Linked DNA regions of Mus musculus: region 1 is linked to region 2. A link is a contact called in ENCODE POLR2A ChIA-PET data. All regions are on one chromosome and are shown on one strand. Each heading gives the region's core, a stretch centred on a gene start or an enhancer-like site at or near the end of the contact. The rest is flanking DNA. Distances are from core to core; before and after follow the strand shown. Region 1 has its middle 3.8 kb from the start of Gm23057. Region 2 holds the start of Rfx7 (regulatory factor X, 7).

Region 1 (4,801 bases), core at 2,002-4,501, 97 kb before region 2:
GCCTCCCTGCTTTGGACATGAGGTCCTAAAGCAGATCCTACAGTGGAGTTCTCAACTTGACCTTGGAGTTTAAGGTCACATCTTGTGGTAGCTTTCTAAGGTCCACCCTTTATTTCTTCCTTCCTTTCTTTCTTATTCTCTTTCTTTTAAAAATTGTTTGTGTTGCTTATGAATGCGTGCACTGTGCTACACTGTACATGTGGAAGTCACAGAACTCCTTGGGGGGAGTCAGTTCTCTTCTTTCACTGTGTTGGTGGGAAGATTCAAATTCAGGTCATCAGGCTTAGTGGCAAGTGTCTCTCCTTGCTCAACCATCTTGCTGGCCAGTGAGGCCATACACTCAGGAACAGGATAGAATAAGAAAGAGTTCTGATTTTCAGTCCAACCAGCTCTATGTTGGAAGTATTTACTTTAAATTCTCCTCCTCCTCCTCCTCCTCTTCCTCTTCTTCTTCCTCCTCCTCCTCCTCCTCCTCCTTCTTCTTCTTCTTCTTCTTTTGGTTTTTCGAGACAGGGTTTCTCTGTATAGCCCTGGATGTCCTGGAATTCACTTTGTAGACCAGGCTGGCCTCGAACTCAGAAATCCATCTACCTCTGCCTCCCAAGTGCTGGGATTAAAGGCATGAGACACCATGCTCGGCTACTTTAAATTCTTCTTGAAAACTGCATTTCTCCTTCCTTGATTCATGTGTCCTTCCAATATTTTATCATAGGCAGCTAAGAAGACGCAAATTAGTCATCACTCAACTTGAAAATTTCCTTTGACTAGATCCACAAGTTCATCATGTTACTGTAAGTATCAGCTTTATTCATTACTCTACAACCTTTGTTGTTGTTGTTGGTTTGTTTTTTGAGGCAGAGTTTCTCTGAGTAGACCTGGCTCTCCTGGAACTCACTCTGTAGACCAGGCTGGCCTTAAACTCACAGAGATCTGTCTGCTTCTGCCTCCCAAATGCTGGGATTAAAAGTGGGTGCCACCATGCCTGGTTTTCATTCTACTATCTTAAAGCATAAATGGACATCTTTTCTGTCTACAAGAACAATTTCCTTACTGGCTCCCTGACATGTAGGTATCAAATCATCTGTAACCACCACCCCCCACTTCAGATACTAATTTAGTTTTAGTAATCTACTGACATGTAAAAACCTACCTCAGGGGGCTGGTGAGATGGCTCAGTGGGTAAGAGCACCCGACTGCTCTTCCGAAGGTCCAGAGTTCAAATCCCAGCAACCACATGGTGGCTCACAGCCATCTGTAACAAGATCTGACTCCCTCTTCTGGAGTGTCTGAAGACAGCTACAGTGTACTTACATATAATAAATAAATAAATCTTAAAAAAAAAAAACCAAAAAAAAAAAACCTACCTCAGATGAGTTGTCATTTCCTGAATGTTGTGGGGTTATTGAAATAATAGCTGCAGCCAGGCAGTGGTGGAGCACGCCTTTAATACAAGATACACATTTTTTAAAGGTACCGAATGAAATGTTACCCTACTTTTCAGTTACTGCCACATTGCTATTTTTTTAAAGATTTATTTGTTATATGTAAGTACACTGTAGCTATCTTCAGAAACTCATTACGAATGATTGTGAGCCACCATGTGTTTGCAGGGATTTGAACTCAGGACCTTCAGAAGAACAGTTGGTGCTCTAACCACTGAGCCATCTCTCCAGCCTGCCACATTGCTATTTTGTTGTTCTTTTGTTTTAAAACTGGGACTTATGTTTCACAGACTAGCCTTATACTAGCTTTGTAGCCAAGGATGACTTTGAATTTCTCATTCTTTTATTTCCAACCCCCAAGGTATACATCACCAGGACAATGCAAGGGTTATGCAGTGCTAGGGATGGAACCCATGGCCTTGTGCATATGAAGCAAGTGCTACAAAATAACCTACATTCCCAGGCCACTTTTTTCTTTTTTGATATGATAATCTGCTAATCGATTTTCTAATTAATTTTTCCTTTCCTTACAAAAACGAGTTCAGTTTGCCTATGTTACTTATTGATAGGTATTCCCAGAACTTCAAATAAGGTGTGAATCCATGTAAAGAAATGTATACATATGTATAGAGACTGTGGAGATGGATCAGAGGCTAAAGTGCTTGCTATGTAAACATGAGGATCTGGATTCAGCTCTTGCAACCATGTAATCAGGGGATGAACATATCATACACACACACATAACTATCTCATTGTTTAAACAACTGCTGACTACTACAGGCTGTGAGTAAATGATTAAAGTGTTAAAAGAATGGCTGTAACACTGACTAGAGCTTGTGGATATATCTGAGCTTTGTTCCAATAATCTGGAGCACATAGTCAGATGTGTTAAACTGGGAGTGTAATGAGGTTATGAGTTCATAACTATTAAGCTGACTTAAGGCTACATGAAGGTTCTCTATTCTTTTAGTTTTAATATTCATCTGAATCTTCCATGTATAAAAACTGTAATGTTGCTACAACTGTGAATTAGTTTATATATTATTCCTACAGCTCCTAGTTATTTTAGGGCAGTGGTTCTCAAACTATGCACGACCCCTTGGGGTCAAATGACCCTTTCATATAAGTTGTTTAAGACCATAAGAAAACATATTTACAGCCGGGAGTGGTGGCAAATGCCTTTAATTCCAGTACTTGGGAGGCAGAGGCAGGCAGATTTCTGAGTTTGAAGCCAGCCTGGTCTACAAAGTGAATTCCAGGATAGCCAGGGCTGCACAGAGAAACCCCATCTCAAAAAAACCAAACCAAAAAACCAAACCAAACCAAAAAAATCCAAAAAAACCCCAACATATCTACATTACAATTTATAGCAGTAGCAAAATTACAGTAAAGAAGACTTGTACAATGGTGGATAATGATTAACTAATGACTTCTATTTCTTGTTTTGTTTTGTTTTGAAGACAGGGTTTCTCTGTGCAGCCCTGGCTGTCCTGGAGCTCTCTCTGTAGAGCAGGGTGGCTTCAAACTTAGTGATCTGACTCCTCTGCCTTCAGAGTGTTTTAGTTAGACATGTGCCATAGGCTCAGCTAACTAATTTTTAACTATTTCTGTCAACATATGAGCAGGTCTTCCTCTTTTTCTTTTCTTGTTTTTCTCCTTTTCCATTAGGGAATACAGAAATGTCTTGCATGGCCAAGGTGACCTTAGCTTCTTGCTCAAAGCTGAGAACACCAGACAGTTCAATGCATCACGTTTCTTCCCGGATTTAGGCAAAATGCCAGTGCTTACAGCTGTGCCTGCACTTCATAGCCACTCCCCTGAGCTATAATTAGTAGTCAGAGAAATCAACAGGAGGCAGAGAGAATATGTTCTCAGAACTAAATGGAAATCAATTAGGAAATGGCTTGCTTTAAAGCCAAAGTTCCAGGAACATTTCAAGTGATGTCTGCTATTGTAGATGTGAGAGGTAAGCAGATATTTGAGTCTAGTGAATGGCAAGAATATAAAAGAACTTCTTAGCTACCTTCAACTGTCTCCTTTTCATCAATGTACTGGCCTTTTATTCGATTTACTTACCTGTCCAAACACCATTTCTCCACTGAAGAGAGGAACTAGTCCATTCTTTTAGACATTACCAGGTTTCAAAGCACCAGGATCACTAAGTACTAAGCTAAGCACTTGTAGAACATTTCACAGAGAGTCAAACTTAGAAGGAGTTTTGTAGTCAGAGCCTCAGGAGAACCTGGGCTCCCTGAGGTGGGAAGGGGGTTACTAAGAATCGGAAGGAAAGAGTTTCTTACTTTGTGAGTCCGTGCAAAGCCTCACATTTGGAGTGAGTTAACTGGATTCTGCACAGTGCTCAGAAACGGTTAGTCTCATTTCCTCTGACTTTCTATCCCCAAGACCACCTATCCGGAGAAGACAGAAGGCAGGAGCTGGCCTGACTGTTAAAGTCAAGCACAGGCCTAAATTGAGTCTTCCTGGAAAAATTAGAGCACTTATAAAAAAAAATTAACAATAGATAGGACAAATTCACAGTTGCGACTGCATGATGTGGACTCAGTCATCAAATTAAAAACACAAAATAAAACACTCAAATTTCTTTCAGTTTGAAGATCTTCTCAGACTTATATGGTAAAATGGTAGCTTAATCAAAGATTAGCTTAATGCAAATATTTAGCCTCCTCCCCAAAATACCATATGGTTATTGTCGTATCAGTTAAAAAATTCTGTTAAAAGCAGTAAGGGTGACCATCTGCTGAGGCTGGCAAACAAAGGAACATATTTAAAATGCAGACACATCCACATTCTCCTGCTGATCATCCACAGGCATCCTGGATGATTTGTTTAGGCTGGAGATCCTAGGCAATGCTCATTCTACTTAGTATTACAGAGAACAATCTTTTAGCTTAATACTCTTTCCACCAATACTCCTCCACAGTCTCATTTTTCTATTGTTGTGACAAAGCACCAGGACCAAGGAACTTATGAAAGAAAGCATTTAATTTGGGGTTTACTGTTATGACCATCATGTCATGGAGCATGGCAGCAGGCAGGCACAGTGCTGGAGAAATCTAAGAGCGGTTACATCAGGTCCACAAGCACAAGGGGGAGGGAGAAAGAAGGGAGGGAGGGAGGGGGAGAGAGGAAGAGAGTGAGGAGGGAGGGAGAGGGAGGGAAGGAGGGAAAAAAGGAGAGAGAGAAAGAACAAGTGGTGGTTTGAATATGTCCCCCATTTTGTGAGTGCTAACAGGGAATGTCATGGACTTTTGAAACCCCAGAGCCTAACTCTAGCAATTCATCTCCACCAGCAAGACTACACCTCCTAATCCTTCCCAAAAAGTTGTAACAACTGTGGT
Region 2 (4,502 bases), core at 626-3,125:
TTGAAATGTTCAAATGCTATACATTCAATGCCAGTTGCTTTATGATACATTTGTTTTCAAATTGCAAGTTTTGTTATTTTAGTAGTCATAGTCAATGGTGAACCTGCTAGATTCATGCTCAAAAGAAATCAAGGCTATTTTTTTCACATCATACTTAATTCTATTTTAAAATTGCTATTAAAAGCAATCTTAGACCAAATTCCATATATTCCTTTCCATTTTAAAAATAGTGCTATGCTTTAAAAAAAGGTCAGTTAATAAAGAATCCTACAAAACAAGCCAAGTTCACATTTAAAGAACACTTGCAATGGTTCTGATAGAAGATGGACTTGACTCTGTGTATATATATTAATATTGTTATCAGTCTCTAAGAGTTCAATTAGCATTGAAATATCCCAAATTCCCATACAAGAAAATACAGGACTAGTGTTCCATCTAGACTCTTTTTAATAATTACACAAAATAGCAAGAGCTTTTTTACATTTAAAAAAATTTCACTTTACCTTGTAAATTTCTACGTTAAAATAAAATACTTTGTGCAAAAGAAGCATTTCCTTTACAGTCAATACAAAGAATAAATTCCCTAGAAGGGAAATTAAGTGCGAGAATAAAGGAGGCAAAACCATCCAGAAAAAGCAGCTAATCCAATTGAATGAAAAAGACATGTTAGGTTTTTGTGCTGCATATTAATGCAATGTCTTGTTTGGTCAAAATTCACAATACACTTCTTGCTCCTCCTATGACTACAAAAGGAGTCAACACATTTTTTACATTACAAGTTTCCAATTCATGCCACTATCATGCAATGACTTAATCTTGACCCATATTTCCCTTACTGTATATGGAAAAATGCACAAATAACTTGTTTATCTGCTTACAATTGAGAAGAGGGAAGCATGGTGTGTGTGTGTGTGTGTGTGTGTGTGTGTGTGTGTGTGTGTGTGTGTCTAAGGAGACCAGGGGTGGGTGCAACCTTCCCCCGTCCAGAGGTGGCACAGCCATGCACCCGGCTCTGGAAACCCACCTTCAATGAATGCATTAGCCTCCCCTTCGGATGCCGCCGCCGCCCCCCATCCCCTTTGCAGCAGCAATGTGCCTAGGCTGTTCTACCCCAGCGATGGAGGATCCTCTTACCAGATGGAGTTCTTGATCTTGTGTTGCAGAGCGTTGGCCTCTGTCCCTGGCAGCCCGGGCACAAGGGCTGGCAGAGCCACCCCGGGGTTGGGGGCGCTGAGGGGAAGCTGCTGAGGGGCATCGAGCTGCTGTGGTGGCGGCTGTTGTTGTTCCTCTGCCATCGCTGCTGGAGGGGAGGGAGGGAAGATGGGGGCGCGGGGAAGGGTGAGGGAAGAGACGCGGAGGGGAGGACGACGAGGGGAGGAGGAGGGGGAGGGGAGGAAGAGGAGGAGGAGGGGGAGGAAGAGGAGGAAGGAAGGAAGCTGGATAAGCTAGGCCTATACCCCAGGGCTCGAGTGAGTCGCTTTCTCCGGCCGCCTGAGGGACATCCCCGGGGAGACCGCGCGGCTCCTCGCGGCTCTCGTCACGGTTCCTCTCCCGGTTCTCCTCGCGGTTCTCGTCACGGTTCCTCTCCCGGTTCTCCTTACGGCCCCGCGCGTCACCGCGGCAGAGGCATGGCGGCGCCCCTCAGCCCCCCGTCAGCGGCCGGGGCTGGGGGGCGTCTGAAGAACGAGGTCCGTGGTCGGGCGCCCCCTCGGCCCCAAAATCCAACCCGACGGGTCTCTCGGGGGGCCTGCCTCCCCGGCCGCCCTCCCCCGGGGGCCTGGCGCCTCCGAGCTCCCCCACGCCGCTCGCTCCCTCGCTCGCTCCCGGCCCCGCCGCCGCCGCGGCCACTGCTGCCCTGCCAGCCCGGAGCAGCCCAGCGCGCGCAGCCGCACTGCGGCCCGGCGCAGACGGCACAACACCTACCGCGCGGCCGGGGGGCGTGGACGCGCGTGTGCGGGCGCGGCGCGGGGGCCGCAGGGGGGCGCGGAGCGCGCGGGGCGGAGCGGAGCGGCTACGGGCCGCGGGCCCAGGAAGCCGCGGCGGGGGCCCCGAGGGAGCGGTCGGGTGGCTGCGGCGGCCGAGGGGGTTGGGGGGGCGTGTTGGGGGCGGGGAGCGGGCTCGCGTGACGGCGGCAGGGAGTGGACCTGTGCCACCGTGCGGCGTGGAAGGGAGAATTGATCGCTTCCTAGTGTGTAAGGTGAAACGAATCTACACGCCCTCCCGCCCCCACTACACGCTCGCGAGCGTTTCCCCTCTACTAGTCAGGACTGCTTCCTCTCTCAGCCACCGGACTGAGCTGGAGCAGGTGAGAGCTTTTCGACGAGCTAGCGCAGCGAGCCTACTCGGTCTGGTCGGAAAATGGCAAGTGGCAAGCTGGTGGAAGTGCTCCTCGGTCGGGCATTCAAAGCCCTCCAAATCTGGCCCCACTTTAGCCGTCCAATCACAGCCGCCTCCATCCCCCCTGCAAGAACTCCCAGCTCCAATCAGTGAAGTCTCCATGCCATCCTCAGCGCGCAGCAGATTCATTCTTCCTTGGTGCCTTTGCCCATGCTGTTCCCCACCCCACCCCCTATGCCAGGAGTGCCCTCCCTGCTCTACACTCCCAATTCAGCCCAGGCTCGGAGACACACAGCTCAAGTCGCGGCTTGTCAGGGTCCCTGGCAGCCAAGGCCCCTCCTGTTTCTCAAAAGGAACACATGTAATACAACATGGAGGCGCGAGCTTCAGCCAAGAGCTCTTCCTTCGCAGCCATCTAAACTCACCCCAGCCAGAGACTGCCCACCATTTCGCCCCCTTCCCATTCATAGACAGCTTTGCTGGCTGAGAGTGAGACTCCCTGCCTCCAACAAATCATTCCTCTTAGAAGAGCAGAAGAATTAGCTTTTCTAGGTGGGGCTGGTCAGGAAGGCTAAGCGCCTGGGTGTAGAAGACAGCAGCCAAAGCCTCTGGCACCAGATGGAACAGCTGCACAGCTCGCACTGACCTTTCTCAGTGCCTGTGGCTGTAATGAGCCTCCCAGCCCGTAACTTCTCTGACAGTGTTTCTATCAGACTTGGCCCTGTCAGATTTTCTGGCCACTTTCCTGGATGGACTTTGAGCTAGGAGGCCCTGCCACCTTTCAGACTTCTAGTGGGTGGTGAATCTGATTGGCTTGGATTGCGTGGTCTTTTGAGTGCTCTGTTCCCTGCCTTGGCCTGAAACTCTCTTGCTTTGTCCATGTGGCCTCAGGCCTGGTTCATACAGACTGGAAGCCCATACTCTGAATGTTTGCACCTGGATGGGTGGAGGCAAGGACACCCTTGCAAAATACAGTTTCCTCCTGAGGATCCAGACTGTGTTCCAGAATGCATATTTATAATTCTGTATTCACGGGGAAGATGATATAAAAAGACAATGGGAAAAGTGGCCCAGACCCCTTTTTCTAATTTTTTTTTTTTAAACCCGAAGAGTGATGGCCTCACATTGCCACATTCGGGGAGGGGGGGGAGGGGGAGAATCAACAAAGAAAGGTAACTAGGACCTGCTAAAGACCTTAAGAAAAGGAAGTTGAGAACCGAGATGTCTTTAAAATAACTTCACTACCGGTGTCACACAGGCTGGCTTCCCGAGTGCAACTTTTCAGTTTTTAATAGGTTCCATAAAGAGCCACGCATCCCACAGTCACCGCTAGAGGGCTCAGCAGAGTTACAGCCCCGATTTGCCCTCTAGCGGCGATTCTGAACAGAGTGCGTTTACGGCGACTTAGGGCCTTGGGGACTGGCAGCATGGCAGTTGGAGCAGACATCTGGAAGCATTAGGTTCAACCAGCCATGAGAGGGTTTTCATATAGCGACAGACTGAAGACATCCTCTTGCCAGAATGAGACACCCTTTCAGGAAAAGAAAGATCATTGCTCACACTTAACATCTGAGAGGTAAATTTGGGCTTTGTTACAGTTTTCATAGGAGACTGAATTTAAATAAACTATGCTTTAAAGAAACTTGAAAAAAAAAAAAGTGGTAAAGTTACCTTAAACCTTGGGTAGGGATTCAGGGCAAACCCAGAGAGTAAAGGCCAACTTAGAATCATGGTGGCTCATTTTCTCAGTTTCAGTTCACCCCCATGGGAGTGAATAGAAAACATTTTAGTGAATATGAATTTTTAAGATAGCATTGGTTATGAGCAGATCCCAGTCACGGAAAGTGTAAACTTCCCCTCGAGGGTGTGTATGACAATGGGGAAAAAAACAGTCTGAGGAATGCCAATTGAGCTGGGAAGGAAAACTCTGGTTTTACAGTCAGAGACAGCATGGAGAGTGATTTGTAACCCACTGCAGTGGTCTAACAAGAGAATTGACAAAGTGGCTGTGGATACCTCTGAAGCAGAGTAATGTGTGGTAGCAGTCCTGGGACGTAATTCATGGCTCGTAGGTGTTTAGTAAATAACATTTAAATTCAGTTATTAACTTTTTTCTAGTATTTTCTTTTAAAGTTTTACTTATTTTATTTTATGTGCATTGGGGT

Evidence for each region. ChIA-PET counts read pairs that join two places held with the same protein, here RNA polymerase II (POLR2A).
Region 1: POLR2A ChIA-PET joins it to region 2 with 12 read pairs in Patski. The contact joins the enhancer-like site here to the promoter of Rfx7 in region 2. POLR2A ChIA-PET finds 5 or more read pairs at or near these places in 4 of 5 experiments (Patski and embryonic stem cell).

What each region holds. Positions count from the first base shown.
Region 1 is chr9:72,627,206-72,632,006 of GRCm38, reverse strand. No RefSeq gene overlaps it. Among named protein-coding and RNA genes, the nearest start is that of Gm23057, 3.8 kb to the left of the region's middle. Within about 2 kb of position 3,251, at least 1 of the 3 ENCODE cell types and tissues checked has a DNase peak (open chromatin) inside an H3K27ac peak, as active enhancers do.
Region 2 is chr9:72,529,613-72,534,114 of GRCm38, reverse strand. It overlaps Rfx7 (regulatory factor X, 7), which reads right to left and starts at 1,875. Exons shown (of 9, transcript NM_001033536.1): 1 at 1,135-1,875. The coding sequence starts at 1,295. It overlaps 4930509E16Rik (RIKEN cDNA 4930509E16 gene), which reads left to right and starts at 2,257. Exons shown (of 3, transcript NR_045735.1): 1 at 2,257-2,305.